Linked DNA regions of Homo sapiens: region 2 is linked to region 1. The links are chromatin loops, found by intact Hi-C in ENCODE. Cell type or tissue: B cell. All regions are shown on one strand. Each heading gives the region's core, and the rest is flanking DNA. Links, peaks and the distances in the headings are about the cores only.

Region 1 (11,251 bases), core at 1,247-9,246:
CCACCAGGGCCATGATGGTTTGCAAATGCCATGGCAATGACCTGGAAGTTACCACCTTTTTTCATTGCAACGACCCAGAAGTTGTCACTTCTTTTCTAGACAATTCTAAATAACCCACCCCTCAATTTGCATTGATCTCTACTTAATCTGCATGTAAAAGAAGTGGGTATAAATACAGTTGCCAACAGCCCATACACTGTGGACTCTGGGCACACTGCCTGTGAGTCAACCCCGCTCCACAAGGAGCAGCTAACACCTCCAGCTTGCCCTCAAACTCTTTCCTGGGTGAAGTCAAGAACCCTCCCGGCAAAACCCCAATTTTAGGGTTCATCTTTCCTGCATTAAAGGACAAAGGGGCAGAAAGGGTGAGGCTGCCTTACCGTTGGTCTGATCATGGGGGAAATGAAGGTTGGGTGGGAAGGAACGTAAAATCTAATAAAGCAGTTATCTGTACAGCAGCTAGACCTCTCCGAAGGAATCCTGCTTTGTGGTTTTGGCTTCCGAGGGTGTAAGTCTTCCACGTCTGCAGAATGCCGTCCTCGCCATCGAAAGGAAGAAGGTGAACTCTAAAGTGGAGACGTGAGCTGGATGGTGATGTTGGTCTCCTGTGGCTGCCATAACAAGGTGCTGCACACCACATGGCTCAGGACAACAGGCACCTGCCGTCTCAGAGGCCACAGTGTGACAGTGACGTGCAGGCAGAGTGGGCTCCTTCCACCCCCTTCTCCCACACAGTGGCTGCTGGTGGCCCTGGGTGTGCCCTGGCTGTTGGCTGCATCCCTCCAGTCTGCTCCCTCTCAGCGTGGGGCTCTTCCTCTGTGCTGGTCTGTCTGATGTCTTCTCATAAGACATCAGCTACAGGATTTAGGGCCCGCCCTAATCCAGAATGACTTCACTTTAACTCATTGCATCTGCAAAGAGCCTGTTTCCAAACAAGTTCACATTCTGAAGTTGTGGGCGGACATGTGTTTGGAGGGCACCGTTTGCCACAGGACAACTACGTATCACAGTGCTGGTGATGCAACCACACAAGTGAAATTATTTCAAGTAACTGTCTCAAAACAAAACAAAAAAAGTGTCTCGCTCTGTTGCCCAGGCTGGAGTGCAGTGACGTGGTCTCGGCTCACTGCAACCTCCACCTCCCGGGTTCCAGCAATTCTGTTTCAGCCTCCTGAGTAGCTGGGATACCATGCTGGAATAATTTCTGCATTTTTAGTAGAGATGGGGTTTCACCACGTTGGTCAGGCTGGTCTTCAACTCCTGACCTCAGGTGACCCGCCCGCCTTGGCCTCCCGAAGTGCTGGGATTACAAGCGTGAGTCACCGCGCCCAGCCTTCAGGTGACTTGTGAGCACAGCACTCACACTGTTTATACTTAGAAGGATATTCTCTGAGGATAAAAGATCATCTTGTTTTCATTTTTAATTTCTAAATAGTCACTTTGAAATGATTTCAGTCATGAAAAAAGTTACCAAAAAACAAAAACAGTGCAAAGAATTCCAGCATATCCTGTAAGTAGTTTCCCTAGAAGTTATCTCACATAGAACCATGGTGCAATGTTCAAAATTAGGAAATTAACACCAACGCAATACTGTTTTTAAAAAATTATTTGAAATGCAATACTATTAACTATCTACAGGCCCCATCCCAGTGTCTTTCTGGCCCACAGCCCAGTCCAGGACCACACATTGCATTTGGTTGTCATTCTCCCTGGCTGCCTCCCAGTGGGGACAGCTTGGAGTGTGGGGCCATTGCCCAGCACACAGCTGCTTCTCATGACTGCATTTAGGACATATCCTCTGGGCAGGACCCACAGAAGCTATGCCAGGCTGACTTCAGGGCATCTCATCAGGAGACCTATGATCTGGGCCTGTTACTGGCGTGTTAAGCTCGGTTGCTGGGAGCAGGGGTATCTGCCAGGGCTCTCTGCCACAAAGTTACATTTTCCCTTTAATTATCTTGTCGGGAGATAGTTTGAGGCCAAGAAATATCCCATTTCTCATCCTAATTTTGCCTACTAATCGCAACATCCCTCGATGATTCCTGTGTTGTTTGCCAAATGGCCATTCTCTGTTACCATCGTTCCTTCTACATTAACTGCAATTCGGAGGAGACGAGCATTTCACCCTCTTCCCCCTTATTTATCTATGCATTTATGTATGGACTTGTGGGCATTTAGCCTTATGAGTTATGAACTATTACTATAATTTTCTTTTTTGAGACAGGGTCTCGCTCTGTCACCCAGACTGGAGTGCAGCAGCATGATCTCAGCTCACTGCAACCTCTGCCTCCTGGGTTCAGATGATCCTCCCACCTCAGCCTGCTGAGTAGCTGGGACCACAGGCATGCACCACCATGCCTAGCTGATTTTTTATCTCCTGTAGAGGCAAGGTTTCACACCATGTGTCCAGGCTGGTCTAGAACTCCGGGACTCAAGCCATCTACCTGCCTCAGCCTCCCAAAGTGCTGGGATCACAGGCACGTGCCACTGCACCTGGCCCATTGGTATACTTATGTATTGTTTTGCTCCGATTATCCCAGGTTTGGCTCTGGAGCCGTGTAGATTGGTCCTGCATCCTTTTGGCCCCCCCCGCTGCCCTCTGAGCGCTCTGCCTTACTGACCACCCCCCCCCCGCTGCCCTTTGGGCGCTCTACCTTACTTTGTGGGACCACTCCATGTTCACCCGGGAACCCTCCCTGCCTCAGTGCTATCTGGGGGCCCCAGTGCCTGACCTGGAGAAAGATGTTAGTGCCCGAGATCCGGCTCTGGGGGTGCCCATGGCTGTAGGGTGTCCCTGCTCCGAGGTCCCCCAGTGGACACAGCTAAAGCCTCGGTGAGAACACACGGGCCCATGCCAGGCTCACACCCGTCTACCCAGCCGTCTACCGACACTTCCGTGCTGAAACTACAAGCTCCTACTGCCGCCTCCCCTCCCAGCCTCCCATGCTCCTTACTGGTAGCTCCCTTCTCCAGCAGCGAGGCTCGTCACCCACAGCGCGGCCGCTGGAAGGTGACCTGAGCGGCCAGACAGGGCCTCCTGCTCAGAGTTTAAAGCTCTGCTGTCGCCATCCTTAAGTTCTTAATGAGTTTTGAGCAAGGGCCCTGCAATCTCATTTCGCACCAGGTCCCGCAAATTATGTATCCGGCTCTAATTACCCACAATATGCTTGCTTGCTCAAGTCTGGAGCACACACAAAGTAATCTCATAATTGCTAACCCAGGTTGCTGTGCAAAACAGCTTCACAAACTAGGGCACAGTGTCTGCACGCCATTCTTTTTGTCTTACAGCCCATGATACTGTCTTCCAAAGCATGCGGTAGGTTTTCTTTTCCCCACTCCCTTCGATGAGGTTCACCTGTTACTGCTTATATTCCATTTCGGCTTCAAGCCCCCATCCCGGTTGATTTTAATCACTTATTTACTTTGGGGGGTGTGTGGTATATTTCTGTGGTCCTGGAAGGAACACAAAAGCTGCAGCCTCCATAATAAGGTAAGCCCACCAGCGCCTGTACCTTTGAGGACCATGAAGGGAAGGGTCTGTCTCCCTGTTCCCTCCACTAACTCCCCCCATCTCTCTGGCCCCCACTTCTCCGCAAAGTGGAAACTCCCTGGGGAGGCAGAAGACCAGGGTGGCAGGACTGCAGGCAGAGAGGGATTCCTGCCGCCCCATGGCTGGGTACCGCTGGTAGGCCACGCACACACTGGGTAAGTGTGCACTAGGCACTGACGTTAAGGGCCAGGCGTTGGTCCCTCCGTCTCACCTGCGCCAACTCAGCACAGGGAGAGAGCTGAGGCTCTGACAAGGATACAGGGCAGAGAGCAGGAAACAGCAGGGCTCAGGCTAGGGGTGGGAGCCCAGCTGCTCAGGAGTTGAAGTGCAGGCCCCCTGTGGGCACCTGGCGGACAGGAAAGGAAGGAGACTAAGGAGTGTGTTGTACTTTATCTGTACCTGGCTACGTGAGATCAGACTGTCACCCAGCATTAACTAAACCTTACAGTGGAGACAGTGGGTTGTATCACTCCCGAGAAGAAACCACAGAACGCTGTAGGAGTAATGCCTGCACCGGCTTCCCCCGCACCACACGGAGCGGCTGCCTACAGCTTTGTTAGGGGCTGAATGCAACCCCGATGCAGGCACCAGCCCTCCAGAGCAGCCTCCATGGAGGAATGCGGTTCCCCACTCTGCCCACATACCTCTCCTGCAGCAGCGCTGAACACCGTCTCCGGACGTCTGGAGCTATCACCATGGGCAACACTTTCGTGGTCTTTATTTTTAGCTTCTCCTTTAGAAACTCACTTTTTGGGGTGGTTTTGTGTCCAGAAGTTGGTGGGTTCTTAGTCTCGTCTTCAAGAATGAAGCCGCAGACCCTCGCGGTACATGTTACGGTTACCTAAAAACGGTGTGTCTGGAGTTTGTTCCTTCTGGTGCGTTCGTGGTCTACACTGATTTCAGGAGTGAAACTGCAAACCTCCGCGGTGAGTGTCACAGCTCCTAAAAATGCAGCACGTCCAGAGTTCTTTGCCCCTCCCAGTGGATTTACAGTCTCGCTGGCTTCGGGAGTGAAGCTGTAGACCTTTACCGTGAGCGTTGCAGCTCACAAACGCAGCACAGACACAAACACTGAGCAGCAGTAAGATTTACTACGAAAACCAAACAAGGAAAGCTCCCAGAGGACAAAAGCAGACCCTAACAGGTTGCCACCGCTGGCTCCCGCAGCCTGCTTTTATTCCCTTATCTGACCCCACCCACATCCTGCTGACTGGTCCATTTTACGGAGAACTGATTGGTCCATTTTACAGAGAGCTGATTGGTCCATTTTACAGAGAGCTGATTGGTCCATTTGGACAGGGTGCTCATTGGTGCATTTACAAACCTTTAGCTGGCTACAGAGTGCTGATTGGTGTGTTTACAATCCTTTAGGTAGACAGAAAAGTTCTCCAAGTCACCACCGGAGCCAGAAGCCCAGCCGGCCTCACCTCTCAGTAGCACTCCCTTTAGAACTTTGCAGCATCTACCCTGGGCACTCCGGCAGCCCAGAGGGAGCTCATCCCCAGATCAAGCCCAGCAGGCGTCGGCGGGCCAGCCAAGCCTGCACCCACCCGGAACCCGCGCCGCCCGCGAGCGCTGCGCTCAGCCCCCGCTCCCGCCCGCGCCTCTCCGCCAGCAGAGGGAGCTGGCTCCAGCCTCGGCCAGCCCCAGAGAGGGGCCCCACAGCGCAGCGGCAGGCCGAAGGGCTCCTCAAGCACGGCCAGAGCCGACACGGAGGCCCAGGAAGCGCCGAGAGCCAGCGAGGGCTGCTGGCACGTTGTCACCTTTCAGTTTCACAATATCCCAAGATGCATTAGTAGTTTCTGTAGCCTGAGTGTTAGTGGCCCCCAAAATTGATAGGTTGGAACCTAATACCCAATGTGATGGTGTTAACAGGTGGGACCTTTGGGAGGTGAGTAGATCACGAGGGCTGTGCTCTCACGAATGGCATGAGTGGCCCGGGTAGAAGAGGCTCCAGGGAGCTCCCTCGCTCTGTCCACCCTGAGCCTTGTCAAGAGGCGCCGTCTTGGAAGCAGAGGGCTGCCTCATGGGACGCCACATCCGCCAGCACCCTGGTCTTGGACTTGCAGCCTCCAGGACTGTGAGCAATAAATGTCTGTTGTTGACAAGTGGCTCAGGCTTAGGCGTGTTGTCACAGCAGCCCGAATGGACTCCAGCAGCAGAGCAGCCAGGGCTGCACGTGGTGCGTGAACACACCCGCCGCCCTCCTCCTCCTGGGGCATATGACGGCTGCGCAGCTCTGTGTATCCAGTTTCTGGGCTGTTCCATGCCCCTATTCCCCTGATTGCTATGTTCTCCAGCTGAAAGAGCACACTGATTTTGCCTTCAGCCCACTCTCATTTTCCCCCAGATTTCACTAAGTGATTTTGCTAAGTGATGGCTGTGCTTCCCCTGTGCGCTTCTCTCTGGCTGGTTTCTACTCCGGATCCACTAGTGGGGCCAGAAAGAGCAGTAGGAAGGAACCTGAGGTTCCTGTCCACCATCAGGCATGTGCACACCTACACCCACACACCCCTGCACTGTGCACACCCACACACACTTGCACACCCACCTGTGCACACGTACATCCATACACACATGCTCACCCCTACATGGACACCCACACACGTGCACGTGCCCATACACATGCACACCCATGCACACACCTGTCTGTGCACACCCCACACCCATGCATGCCGGCACACACCCATGCACATCCACACACAGGCACATACCCACACACACGTGCACACCTCACACCCATGCATACCTGCACACGCTTGCACACTCACCTGTGCACACACATCATACCTGCATGCACACCCCCACACGCACACCCACACACCTGTGCACACACCCATACACATGCATGCCCACACCCACATGTGCACACACCGTACATACCTGCACACACCCACGTATGCACATGGTCAACACTCACCCACTCAGGCACTCTTACATGCACACACGCACACAGACATGGCCACTTTCATGGACACACACCCACACACGCCCACATATACACGCATGCCCACCTAAACCACTCACTTGACCAAATAGCTTTTCAGGAGAGCGCCTGGTCCTGAAGCTTTCTAGGCATTTCGGTAGCCAAACCCTCTTGATCGTGTGGTTCCAGAAAAAGCCAGTGCGGCACCCACTTACCCGTACTGCAGCCACCGTGGTCCCGGGAAGAGGGCTTGCTTCCGCAGAGCTAATGAGGGAAGCGGTCTCTGAGAGTAGAAGGGAGGCCTCGGAGGGAGGTGGTCTCCAAGAGTAGCCGGGAGGCCTGGGAGGATGGTGGTCTCCGAGAGTAGCAGGGAGGCCTGGGAGGGTGGTGGTCTCCGACAGTAGCAGGGAGGCCTGGGAGGGTGGTGGTCTCCGACAGTAGCAGGGAGGCCTGGGAGGGTGGTGGTCTCCGACAGTAGCAGGGAGGCCTCAGAGGGAGGTGGCAGAGCAGGCTCTGCTCTCAGGAAGTGCCCCGTGGGTGGCGACGGGCCGAGAGGTGCTCTGGGGGACGAGTTATGGCTCTGAGCTGCCCGTGCAAGGCAGGGAGGCTGCGTTTTCATGCGTTCACACCTCAGTCCCTGGGTAAGGACCTCCCAGGATGTACCTCCAGCACCCCGGTCATGCAGAGGCCTGGGAAAGCCTGTTGAGGCTGGAGGGGTGGGGGCACATTGGTGTGTTGGGGGACCTGTGTCGTGGGCACGGCTCCCCGTTTAGGGAAGGCACTGCGGTGATCACGCACTACCAGTAAGTATTTCAGAGCCCAAAACGCGAAAACAAATGGAAGAAGTTCCATGTCATAGTGAGTCTTGGCTGGGCGCAGTGGCTCACCTGTAATCCCAGCACTTTGGGAGGCTGAGGCGGGCAGATCACTTGAGGTCAGGAGTTTGAGACCAGCCGGGCCAACATGGTGAAACCCTCTCTCTATTAAAAATACAAAGCTACTCGGGAGGCTGAGGCAGAAGAATTGCTTGAACCTGGGAGGTGGAGGTTGCGGTGAGCCAAGATGGCGCCACTGCACTCCAGCTTGGGCAACAGAGTGAGACTCCATCTCAAAAACAAAAAAGAAAAACAAATAAAAATACAAAAATTAGCTGGGTGTGGTGGCGGGCGCCTGTAATCCCAGCTACTCGGGAGGCTGAGGCAGGAGAATCGCTTGATCCCAGGAGGTTGTAGTGAGCCAAGATGGCGACATTGCACTGTAGCCTGGGCGATGGGGTGAGACTCTGTCTCAAAACAAACAAATAAACACACACAGAAAACAGTGAATGTTTTTATTACAAATAATAAATGTTTGCTTTTACATACCACACCTCATTTCCCCAGGGGTTCCTGAGCACCCCCCCCCAACCCCCTGCTCACCCTCCTTCATTCTCTCCACAGTGTTTGAGGCATATTTTGTGCCAGGCCCCTCCCAGGGCTGCTAACAAGAAAATACAAAATAAAAATGGCAGAGAAGCGAGTGCCTCCCGCGTATGGCAATGCCAGCCATGAGCCAAACGGCTGAACAGAGTCCACATCTCCCTCCGGGTTTCCGGGGTCCCCTGCTCAGGCCTCACCAGTGCAGCGCGGACGTCAGACCGCTACCGTCTCACTCAAGGCTCCCGTGGGCCAGGGTCCACCTGGGTTCTGCTCCTTGGGATATTGGCAGGATCCCGGGCCCTGCTGCTGTGGACTCGGGACTTCACTTCCTTGCTGGTCAGAGGCTGCGTGAGCTTCCAGAGGCCACCTGCTGTTCGTGTCACCTGGGGCTCCCCGGCCCAGCCATGTGCTTCCTCAAAGCCACAGGGGAGGGCCAGGTTCCAAAGAAATGGGCATTGCAATCCTGTGTAACACAATCACATTCCTCCACTCCACTTTGCTGTGTTCTGTGGGTTAGAATATGGTTATCGCCGGGACACCAAACAAGGGTGTCACCAACAGGAGGTGGGGGGCCTTGGGAGTATGGCTACCACACAGGAGGAAACGACAGCTCCACTCCATCACTGAACCTGAGCTCAGCAGTGGCTTTGAGTGTCCTGGCAGCCACGCAGGAAAGGGACTCTGCTCAGAACACACATGCAGAAGCAGGACACACTCCTGCTCTCAAGCCCAGCGCTGAGCCCATCAGCGCTGAGCCCATCAGCGCTGAGCCCATCAGGGGCAGGTGTCCTGGGCCTCCGGTCTCAAGGGCATCATTTCTGTGCAGGCAACAGTCACTGGGCTGTCCTTTCACGCCCTTTGGACACACAGACAACACAAGTGGTTCCCAGAAGCCCTCTGTGTCCTGTCAGGTGGTGACAGGTGGGGGTGGCTGTCCTGTGTCCTCTCAAGTGGTGACAGGTGGGGGTGGCTGTCCCCTCTGTCCTCCGTGGTGGTGACAGGTGGGGGTGACTGTCCTGTATCCTGTCAGGTGGTGGCAGCTGCAGGTGGCTGTCCTCTGCATCATGACCCCACCTGTGTCATGGCAGGGCCAGGCTCATCTCCAGAAACCTCAGGTCAGTGATCCCTACGGATGCCTTTTTACATCATGTCAGAATCTGGAAAGTCTGTTTTATTTCATTATCTGAAATACTTTTAAGAGTGGTAACGGTAGCATTAGACTGATAGTTACATGGATCTGGGACATCTGTGGCACTGGTGCATAAACATCTGAGCCATTTCCATCATTTAACTTGTCCAATCCTTTCAACAGCCTTCTGTGCTGGGCGCGATGACTGCTCTCTGCACAGATGAGTAAACTGAGGCACAGGTGCCTGGACCCTTGCCAAAAAGTGAGGGAGCCAGAGATTCTAACCCAGGGCCCAGCCCTGAGTCTCACCCCTGCCCTCTCCCATCTGCCTGTCCCTCCACAACCCCGATGCCCGACCCTGGGTGGAGAAAGTACAGGGAGGGTCTGCAGCTGCCCAGCTGCAGTGTCCAGTGTCCTGGCGACAGGACCCGGAGCAAACCAGGCCTCGGCATGGGCACGGGATGAACTCAGGGCACCGGTGGGGTGTTGGCCGTTTCTGGGTAACAGACCTACAGGTGATGTCTTTTCCTCTTCTTTCTAAGCTTTAAAAATTACCATTGTGATTAATAGAACTTTTTAGAATTTTAGATACAGTTTCTCTGTGTGAACAAGGCTTAAAGGATATGAGAATGTTTCTGTAGCTTACAGGTCATAATACTATCTTTGAATACACAAATTGAAAAGCCACTTAAATATTAACCTTTGATTCTGAACCAGGATGAGCTTAACGATGGGGACCTGCAGGGCGTGGCCGGCTGGAGCCCATGGCCAGCAGCCATGGCTGAGGGCATACTTCAAAACGGTCATTTCTGTCCCACTAATACTGTGTAAATATGTATGCCATCCAATTTTTAACCAAATAAAATGTTCTGTCTGACGGGTCCCTTCATCTATATGACAAACAGTTTTAAGTAAAGAGGATCTCAGCTTGCAGAATAAGTAAAATTGTTTAAATTCTAGATAAATGTGTTCAGTGCTTGATGGGCTAATGCTGGCTGGATTTGTGAAGGTCAGTCATATACATGAAAATTCTTCTGCATTCACCTTAGAAGAGCGATATTTTTAGGCGAACAGAGCTTGCGATATTTTCTTTCCGTGCCACCTGCCCGCTTGGTGTCTGGCCCTGCGTCCTCAGAGGACCATGGTGGGCTGGTGTTCTTGGAGAGGAGGCCTCTCCAGGGCCACCAAGAGGGGGCTGTGGCCCAGGCTGAGCTCTTCTAGTGGCATGAGGGACACGCTTTATTCATGTGAGCGTTGTGAGGTGGGAAGGGAGGCCAGCCAGGGGAAGGGTAGAAGAATGCCTGTTGCTTGGGTCGGAGGCTCGATGGACTTTCACTGCTGGACATAGTGTGAACATGGGAGACGCAGGTTCAGCGATCACGTTTCACTTTCCCATTCCCCGGACCTCAAACTCAGGCCTGTGTAACTAAAGGTTCTGTGCTGCCAGGCTGGGCGTTTCCCCCAGGGAAGGCACGAGAGAGCGAATGCAGGGCCGGCCGCGGGGCCTGGGGACTGTGCCGCTCAGCACCACCCACAGGGCGTTCCTTGGGGCGTGGCCTGGGCCGGGGCGGTAGGATCCCTTGGACAGGGCCGTGTCTGGCTCACAGGAAGCTGCCCTCATGGAACGGGGTGCAGTGGGGTGTTCGTGGTCCTGCTGCCGTTGGCTGGGCGCAGCCATCCCTGCCGGCTCCCCCGCGCCTGTGCCCCGGGCCCTACTGCACCTGCACGGGCGGGGCTCTGGGGCCGGCGCGGGGAGTGAGGCCGCCGGTCTCCTCTGCTGTGGTCGGTGTGGGGGCCGGCGGGGCGCAGAGCTGCTCACCCGGCTGACTCCCCCTTCTGCCCTGCTGGCCTCTGAGCCGGTTCTCTGGGGCCTCTGTGAGCGCCTTGTGCCCCCCACACCCGCCGTGAGTACCGTGTCTCTCTGCTCAGCCAGGTGGGCGCCTCTGCTGCTGCTGTTGCCACCGAGTGACTGACTGACGCAGCGACGCAGCCACCGACACCCAAACACTGGAGCGTTTTACCCAAATGTAAAAGTCTAAACTTCCGGCTTCTCGAACAAAAGAAAACAAAGGAAAACGTCAGACGCCCCGTTGACGCCGGGCGCGCGTGGCCGCGGCCGAGCCGCTCTTCAAAGCCGGCAGCGTCTGGTCTGGCCTGGCTCCGCCAGCTGCCCGCAGGTCCTGTCCTCGTGGCTTTCTGCCCTGTCCTCCCTGGCCGGCTGCACTGGC
Region 2 (8,000 bases), core at 1-8,000, 110 kb after region 1:
GCAGTGAGCCCAGCACCAGTGGGCTGTGGGGACCTTGAGTCCACCTGGGCCGTCTTTATGCTCCAGGAGCCCATGAAGGGGCAAGGACGTGCGGGAGTCATTGCTGTGGAAGGGGGAACACAGCTGGCACCAAATGAATGCCCTGAGCTCGGCGGCAGGCCTGTGAGGCAAGGTCGCCTAAGTGGGGAGGGCCGATGGAACCGGAAGTATTCTGAGCATCCAAGAGCACCTGGAGGAAGGTGCAGCAGCCACCTTACAGGTGTGGAAACTGAGGCAGGACATGGGCAGGGGCGGGGCCAGGGGGTGGGGCTGCGGCCAGGGGCAGGGATGGAGCAGGGCCTGGGTCAGGGTGGGGTGGGGCGGGGCAGAGCCAGGGCAGGCTGGGGTGGGGTGGGGTGGGCTGGGGTGGGGTGGGGTGGGGCAGAGCCAGGGCAGGGTGGGGTGGGGTAGGGTGGGGCAGAGCCAGGGCAGGGTGGGGTGGGGTAGGGTGGGGCAGAGCCAGGGCAGGCTGGGGTGGGCTGGGGTGGGGCAGAGCCGGGGTGGGCTGGGATGGGGGGAGTAGGGTGGGGCAGGGGGGTGGGGTGTGATGGGCCAGGGCAGGCTGGGGTGGGGTGGGGTGGGGTGTGGTGTGGTGGGCTGGGGCAGAGCCAGGGCAGGCTAAGCCTCCTCCAGAGGTGGCAAGGCCCCATGGGGAACTGCTCTGAGGCCTCGTCCAGACTTTCTCCCAAAGGTGGGGTCTACCACCTTCGCCCCAGGAGCTCTGGACCCCAAACACCTTCTTAATTCTCTTAAACCAAACAAAACCTGGGCACTAAATGATAAAACCACAGAAATGACAAAGTCACCTCCTTTCTCTCCAGCTGCCTCCGCCTTCCAGAACTTAAATGTTCTTAATTTTTAAACTTCCTGGAGCATGAACTGGGTACTGAAAGCTGCTGGGGGCCCTGGCCGGTGATGTGGGGTGGAGGGGTTCCCTCTCCAAAATGTCAGGTTTGGCACACAGAGGAAAGGGCAGCTTTGTCAGGAGCTATGGAAGCAGGGCTCTGGAACACTGGGGACCACTGTGGAATCATGGGGTTGATCAGGGACACGTGCATAGAACAGGCCGCACTCAGGAACGTGCCGAGCCCAGGGCCCGGGCCTGTCCTGCCCTCTCCAGCGCTGAGGCCGGATGGACTCAGCATGGCCAAGTGTGGGCTGTGGCGCAGATAAAGGGTGTGGAGAGACAGAGACACAGGTGCACAGAGGCAGCTCGCAGTTCCCGTTTCCCGGAGAATTCCCCTGGAAGCTGACCCCAAAAAAACACAACTCACCAGTTTATTTGGATATCGTAAAACCACAGGCTGGACGGGCGCTCCAGGGATGAATGCACCTGCCGAGAAAGGAACAGCGGTGTTGCCCATGGCAGCCCACGCAGGACAGCGTCTGCTGCGTTTCTCATGCTGCCCTTGGGATAAAAGTGAGCTTTTCTGTCTAGGCCTTCCTGGTCAGCAAGGGCACTCCATGCCTGGACTATCTCAACATCTGTCCTGACCGTAAACACCCAGCGCCACAGCACGGATGGGCAGGAACATCGGCCAGGGGCGCTCCCCGGCCAAGGAACACTTTCTGTTTTAACATCGCGCACGAGCTGGAAGGCGTCTGTGGAGGGACACTTGCTATTATAACATTGCGCACGAGCTGGAAGACATCCGTGGAGGGACACTTTCTGCTGTAACATCGCGCACCAGCTGGAAGGCGTCTGTGGAGGGACACTTGCTATTATAACATTGCGCACGAGCTGGAAGACATCCGTGGAGGGACACTTTCTGCTGTAACATCGCGCACCAGCTGGAAGGCGTTGGTGGGAAGTGGGGGTCCTCATCACCGGCCAATGCTCACCCACCTGACGGGGTTAGGGTCTGCCCTCACCAAGCACATACACCTGCCTCGGGGCCCCACCCGCCGCCCTCACCTGCCCCTGGGGCTCAGCTCCAAGGACGGGCGGATTTGGTCACAGCTGCAGCAGGACTTGCCCGGGATCTGCCTCTCTCTCTGAGTGGCTGCCACCTGATGGGCTCCCAAGGAATCAGGAGGAGCCCCAGCGAGGCCCAGCTAGAGCCACAGGCCGCAGAGGCTCAGGAACTTCCCCGTTCCCACTGGAATTGTGGCTGTACCCAGCAGCCGCTCCGCCTTCTCACTGGCCGGAGTTGTGCCCTTGCGGGCTGGAGCAAGGCACCATGGACTCTGTGGATGATTGTTTCTATTTTAAATTCTATTTAAATCTCTATTGAAAGAGTTTTTTTTTAACTGGAAAACTCAGGCATCAGAAGTACTCAAGTTTTAGAACAGGACAGGCGGTCTGAGAAGGGCTCCCCTGCCTGGCGACCTGAGGCCAGGCGAGTGAATCCCCAGGCAGCGCGTTCCTCCCAGGCTGCCAGCGAGTGCCACTATGTGGTCAGGAATTTGCGGTTGGTCCTGGCTGCGGGATTCTGCACAATTCTGGGAGAATGGAGCCCATGCTTGCCCCTAGGGCTGCCAGGAGCATCTGTCCCTAGGGCCAATTCTCCCTTCACGGTGGCCTGAGGCCAGAGGCCCGTGTCAGGGCTGAAACCTCGAGCTGACCGCCCAACCCACTCAGCTTTCGTCTCATGCAGGACATCCACCTGCAGCCTTGGTGTCCAGCTGGCACCCCAAGTCCCTGGGCCCGTGTGCCGCAGCTTCCCCTGTGTCCAGGGCTGGGTTGCCCCCTTCCTGCTGTGGGCTCAGCAGCACCTGGGAGCAAGCTCATGCAGTTCACCCAGCACTTCTGTGTGCCCAGGTGGACGGGTGGCTGTGTCAGGGGAGGCGGAGGACGGCAGGGCTGGCACAGACCCAGGCTCAAGCCCCAGCTCCAACGCCCGGCAGCCGAGTCCCAGCCCCTGAGACACGCAGTGTGGAGGAAATAGTCCTCATTGCCTGGGACCGAGCCCAGGAGCTCGCGTGGAGTGCCGAGACCTGCTGTGGGTGATAATGGCTCTGCTGCTACAGCTCAGCCGACCATCCCGACCATGTGTCAAGGGGACATCACTGAAACTCAGTAAGAATCAAAGGAAACCTCAACACCCTGGGGACCTCTCAGGAAAGTCCCCAAGAGCACAGAAACCCCCCATGAGCCTGAAAGGTCAGTGACTTCATGGAAACCCCGGTGGGAAAGTCTGCAGGGGTCTCTGGCCTCCCTAGTCTCCCAGGGGCCCCTGAGGGTCAGCAGCACCCAGACCCCGCCAGCACTGTGCACCCAAGGCAGGCTGCACAAGGGCCAGGCTGGGAGAAACCAAGATGAGGCAGTCAGAGCCCAGGGCTTCTGAATGCAGGAACAAGGCAGAGGGGAGGAGGTACGGGCTTCTAAACTGCACAGAAACCTCCATATTCACACATAGCTTGTGCTGGGCATGGGTCTAACGTCACTAGTTGCAACAATGAGGCTGGAAGATGGCTCAACAGGGACCCCTGAGGCCCCCAGAAGGCCATCACCCCTTATTCACCCTGACCATCCCCCACAGCCCACCCCACAGGAAGAAACAGTCCACCATGGCCCAGGGAGAGCCGTGTCCACATCTGCTCACAGCCTGTGCAGGGAGGCCGCTGCGGCCCAGGGACAGCCACATCCATGTTTGCTCACAGCCCGTGCAGGGAGGCCGGGGAGAGCCACATCCATGTCTGCTCACAGCCCGTGCAGGGAGGCCAGGGACAGCCACATCCATGTCTGTTCACAGCCCGTGCAGGGAGGCCACTGTGGCCCAGTGAGAGCTGCGTCCACTTCCAACAGCCACATTTGGTAGGCCCGCCTCTGCATCCTCGGGCTGTCAGTGCCATCGCTGGGCCCACGCAGCATCCTAGGGCCTTCTCACTGTCTTCGTTCTGCTCTGAGAGCTTGGAGCTGGCAGGCAGGTGGGGTGTGGGCATGTGGAGGGCGTGGGCCCAGGACCTTCCAGGAGGGGTCTCCAGGTACCCAGTCAGCCGATCCTGCTCTAGTGCCCTCTGACAAGGAGGGTGAGTGTGGGCACTGGAGAGGAAGGCCCCACATGGGCCTGTTTCAGGAGCAACTCAATCCCTGCAGAGCCCTGAGGGTCCCAGCCCTGCTGGAACCCACCACATCCAGCAGACCCCACAGGGCTCTGCTGAGCTCTATCACCCCCACCTCAGAGGCGGCACCCCTGGCCTGGGTCAGAACAGGGGGACTCAGGTGGACAGTGCAGCACAGACAAGAGACACTCAGGAGAAAGAAGGCACCTGGGCCCAGGAGGACCCTGCTGGAGGCTCCAGGAGCCTGAGGCTGGAGGCTGGGCCCAATGCGGGAAGGTCTCCGGGGATGAAGGCGGGGAGTCAGCAGTGGTGCCCAAACGGGTGACCCCAGCAACGTGACCCCAACATCAGGCGATGTGATGAAAGGTGGAGGGAGGGTCTGAGTGGGTGGGCCGCCATGGAGCTGGGGCAGCTGGAGCCCAAGGCAGCAGGCAGGTTGTGGGTGCCTCTGTTGTCAGGCTCAAGGCGGGAGACGCTCACGGCTCTGGAGGGCTCCACCACGAGGCGTCAGGATCACGCACCACACACCAATTTCACCTCCAAACAGGAGGCTCCAAACCTCACTAAGAAGTACCCAGCTAAGACGCATGAGGGCCTGAGAGATTCCGAACACGTGACTCGAGGCAGCCGGAAACCCGGGCCTGCAGGTGACACGCAGAACTCATGGCTGGACCCACTGGAAATGGAGACGGGGAAAGGATCAAGCCACCGTGTCATCTCCCCAGACCCCGTGGAACCCACCTGGGGCACAGCGAGCGCCCTTCCTGGACTGCACACAGTGAGCTCCTACTGGGCACCGCCATGAGTCCCCTCAGTTTCGTGATATGCGTTGAGAGGTGCTCACACGCCCTCCTCACGTCTACACAAGGGCCGCCAGCTCCAAAGGGCAAGGCGATGGCCCTCCCCAGGGGCCTCCCTGCAGGCACGAGGCTCCACTCCCGAGGAACACCTGCCCTTGAAGACAGGGCCCAGCAGTGACCCCAGCCCCACACCTTGTCAAGGAACAAGACCTGACGTACTTGCCAGCTGTCTTCTGCCTGGGGCCTTGGAAACACGGCCCACTTTTGGCCTTCACCAAGGTTGCCCACAGGCCACGCCCAGGCACGGACCCAGTGTGGTGGGGGCACACGGATTCGTGGTCACCGCGTGCCGCCTCCACCCTCTGCATCTCTGGTTCTGATCAGAATGACTCAGAACCACGCGTGGTGAAGACAATGGAACGGGAAGACCCAGTACCTTCCAGTGAGCTGCACCTTGAAGCCTCTGGAAGCAAAACCTGCCATCTGCCTGCTGCACCAAGGAGGGTGGAGGGTGAAAGCACGCGCATCTGAGCTGGAGGAGGATGGCCACAGGCTCGGAAACCCCGGCGGCACACGTAGGTGAGTGACTGCACACTTTCTCGACCCAGCTCCCATAAATGTCCAGACACTCAGGTTGTGCGGCCCCAGAGGCACGGCAGCCGGTGCCAGTGTGAGCGAGGAACTGGCTTTTCCACGTGACTCTGATCCAACCACAGAGAACAGGTCTGCATGCCCCAGTATGGACACAGTTGATGAAAGCCACTACTTTCTAAAGTAGCCCAAGGGAGACGACAGGATCCAGGTGGACCCTCTGACACGCCCAAGGGTGTGCAGAATTCCAAACAGACTCAGCGCAAAAAGAACAGTGGACTCTGCTGCCTGCTCACTGCCACACTTCCCACGTCAGGGGTGCAGACACAATACTAGACCCAGGTAACCGCCGCGGGAGAGACCCAAGTTCACACGCATTTGAGTCCCCCCTCCCCAGGGAGAAAGAACACTGTCTAACTGGGGACCTGGGGACCTGGGCATCTGAGGATGGCTCGCAGGGATTTGCACCTGGGATTCCCAGGCGGGTGTGGGGCGTGAGCTGCAGGCCAAGAAGGGTACCCTGAGCCATTCAAAGGCAGTGAGACCCCTTCTGCACCCAGGACCCTCCAGCCTGGACCTCAAAACAGAGGCAAACATCTATCTCCACCTCACTGGAAACGCCCTGAAACCGTAACTTCTCCATCTTCCTGCAAACATGATAATCCTTGACTCACATTCTCAAATTTATTTTGTGACTTTTCTTAGGAATACCTCTAAGAACCCCAGCACACAGGATAAAAACAGAAACTGTTCTTATGTGCACAGCACATTATTAAAAAACATCTCTTTAATATTTTCCTTTTCTCTAGGAGAAAAATAAACATTTAAGAAAACTACATACCAGGTTTGAAGGTAATTAGGCAGGTCCTGTTTGTACAAGTTCCTTCTGGAAAAATCATTATCTGGAAGTGGGAGAAAGAAAAGGATCAGCATTAAACTGTACATAATTATAATTCAGAACTTACAGAAGCCAATCTTCACAATATATTTTCTTTTCTGCTGACATAATTTGGACACTGGGATCATATTCAGTACGTAAATTATTAAAATGCATTATGGAAGCACACACTGATTTCCGCTCTGCTGGTTTTATTAAAGTGTGGCAGCAGTATCAACACATAAACAGCATCTGTCTTCTTCAACTACAGCTCCTGGAAAGCAGGGTAGTCGCGGTGCCCACCTCTCAGACACTGTGAGAACCAGGTGCAACTAAATATAACCCACGGTTGGCACAACATAAGCACCTCCTGGGGGCAGCACTCATTCTCATCAGGAAGAAGGTGGGGAGGAGAGCAAAGACCCACAAATGGCAGTGCCTGGCTGATGGAGCCGAAGGAGGGCTGGGACCCCAGCAACGGGCTGGATGAGCAGGAGAGCCGAGCCCCAGTCAGGCAGCACCCTCCACACCGGGGTTTCAATTCCTCTGACTCACACTGGCCTGCAGTAGCAAAAACTGCCCTCAAACTCCCAGCCCCGCAGGCTGCTTTCAGTTCTGGGCCCCGTGAGGAAGACAGACCTCAGGGGGGCCGGCGTGGGCTCACCCTGGCAAGCCCAGGGCCAGGCAGGCCAAATGGGTGGGGGAGGAGACTGCCTGTGCTTGTGGGGGCAGAGCTGGGGCACCCTGGAAGTCACAGCCCTCTAAGGGGCTGCCCCCAGCCAGACCCTGCAAAGCTTCGTGAGCAATCAGATCCCAGACAGTTCTGTAAAATTTCCAGCTTCTAATGATGGCTCAGCTGGAAAGAAGAAAAACAGCGTCCAAGCTAATGTCAGCCAGGCTGCCCCTACAGCTGGGTTCAGGGCTTCTGAATGCCTGGGAACCAGCATACAGACCAGGAAGTTTACTCCAGGACTTTTAGAACCACCCAACACACAGCAGGCTGACACATCAACTCCAAAATCACACTGCACCAGGAGGGCGGGTGAGCAATGCTCTATCTGAGTCAGAACTTAGTTCAGAAAAGATGATTCAGGAAGCTGAGATGCATTTGAGAATTGTTTTTCTTTACTTTAACTTTAAATTTCGGGCACCGAAACCAAATGCACCTGACAGCACCCTCCTGAGTTCACGCACTCACTAGGAGAAGAGAATCAGAATCCAGCCCCGGAGGAAGGGCCCCAGTTTCTTTCTCCCCACTCGCGAAGTTCGCATCTTTCGGAATAAAACCACTGAAACACAATCAGGGCTACGTGCATTACCTGTGGCCACTTTCCGTTGGACTGCGCCCGTCTCTTGATTTCTTCTACTGTTTTCCTGCGAGAATCCTGGTCTGACCGGGACACGAACACAGGCCGTATATACTGGATCAGAGCTGGAAGAGAGGAGGGGAGACGGATCACGTGGAATGCACGGCTCCCGCCAGGCAGGGCTGAGGAACGAGGGGGCTGCTGCATGGCGCCCAGTGGGGCGGGAGACTCCAGATGCCCCAGGGGCTGTGCCATGGGTGGGCTGTGAGTCCCTGACTGAGGGAACGGGAACAGCACCCGGGCTTCCCATGTCTGTGACAGCAGGAAGCCCTGTAGCCTCAGTGCCACAAGTAACAAACAGCAAGTCCATGGCACCCACTG

Evidence for each region. Peaks named below come from ENCODE experiments on the same cell type or tissue, not always from the same donor. Only the 100,000 strongest peaks of a DNase experiment are listed, where the experiment ranks them.
Region 2: it touches region 1 in a loop (6-fold over the local background); 2 of 110 quality-filtered maps call a loop at or near these places.

What each region holds. Positions count from the first base shown.
Region 1 is chr5:1,375,368-1,386,618 of GRCh38, forward strand. LINC01511 (long intergenic non-protein coding RNA 1511) reads right to left here and starts at 4,706. Exons shown (of 2, transcript NR_125810.1): 1 at 4,195-4,706. RefSeq lists enhancers at 10,407-10,701, 10,758-11,251. In B cell, for the core only: CTCF peaks have their summits at 5,137 (motif pointing right) and 5,342; a DNase peak (open chromatin) is centred at 5,084; H3K4me3 peaks cover 641 bases.
Region 2 is chr5:1,482,115-1,490,114 of GRCh38, forward strand. LPCAT1 (lysophosphatidylcholine acyltransferase 1) reads right to left here. Exons shown (of 14, transcript NM_024830.5): 4 at 7,632-7,744; 5 at 6,277-6,337; 6 at 1,314-1,372. It overlaps LOC124901162 (a long non-coding RNA gene), which reads left to right and starts at 7,417. Exons shown (of 2, transcript XR_007059103.1): 1 at 7,417-8,000. In B cell, for the core only: no CTCF peak of the experiment used is centred there; DNase peaks (open chromatin) are centred at 3,087, 6,857 and 7,358; H3K4me3 peaks cover 1,260 bases; H3K27ac peaks cover 7,627 bases.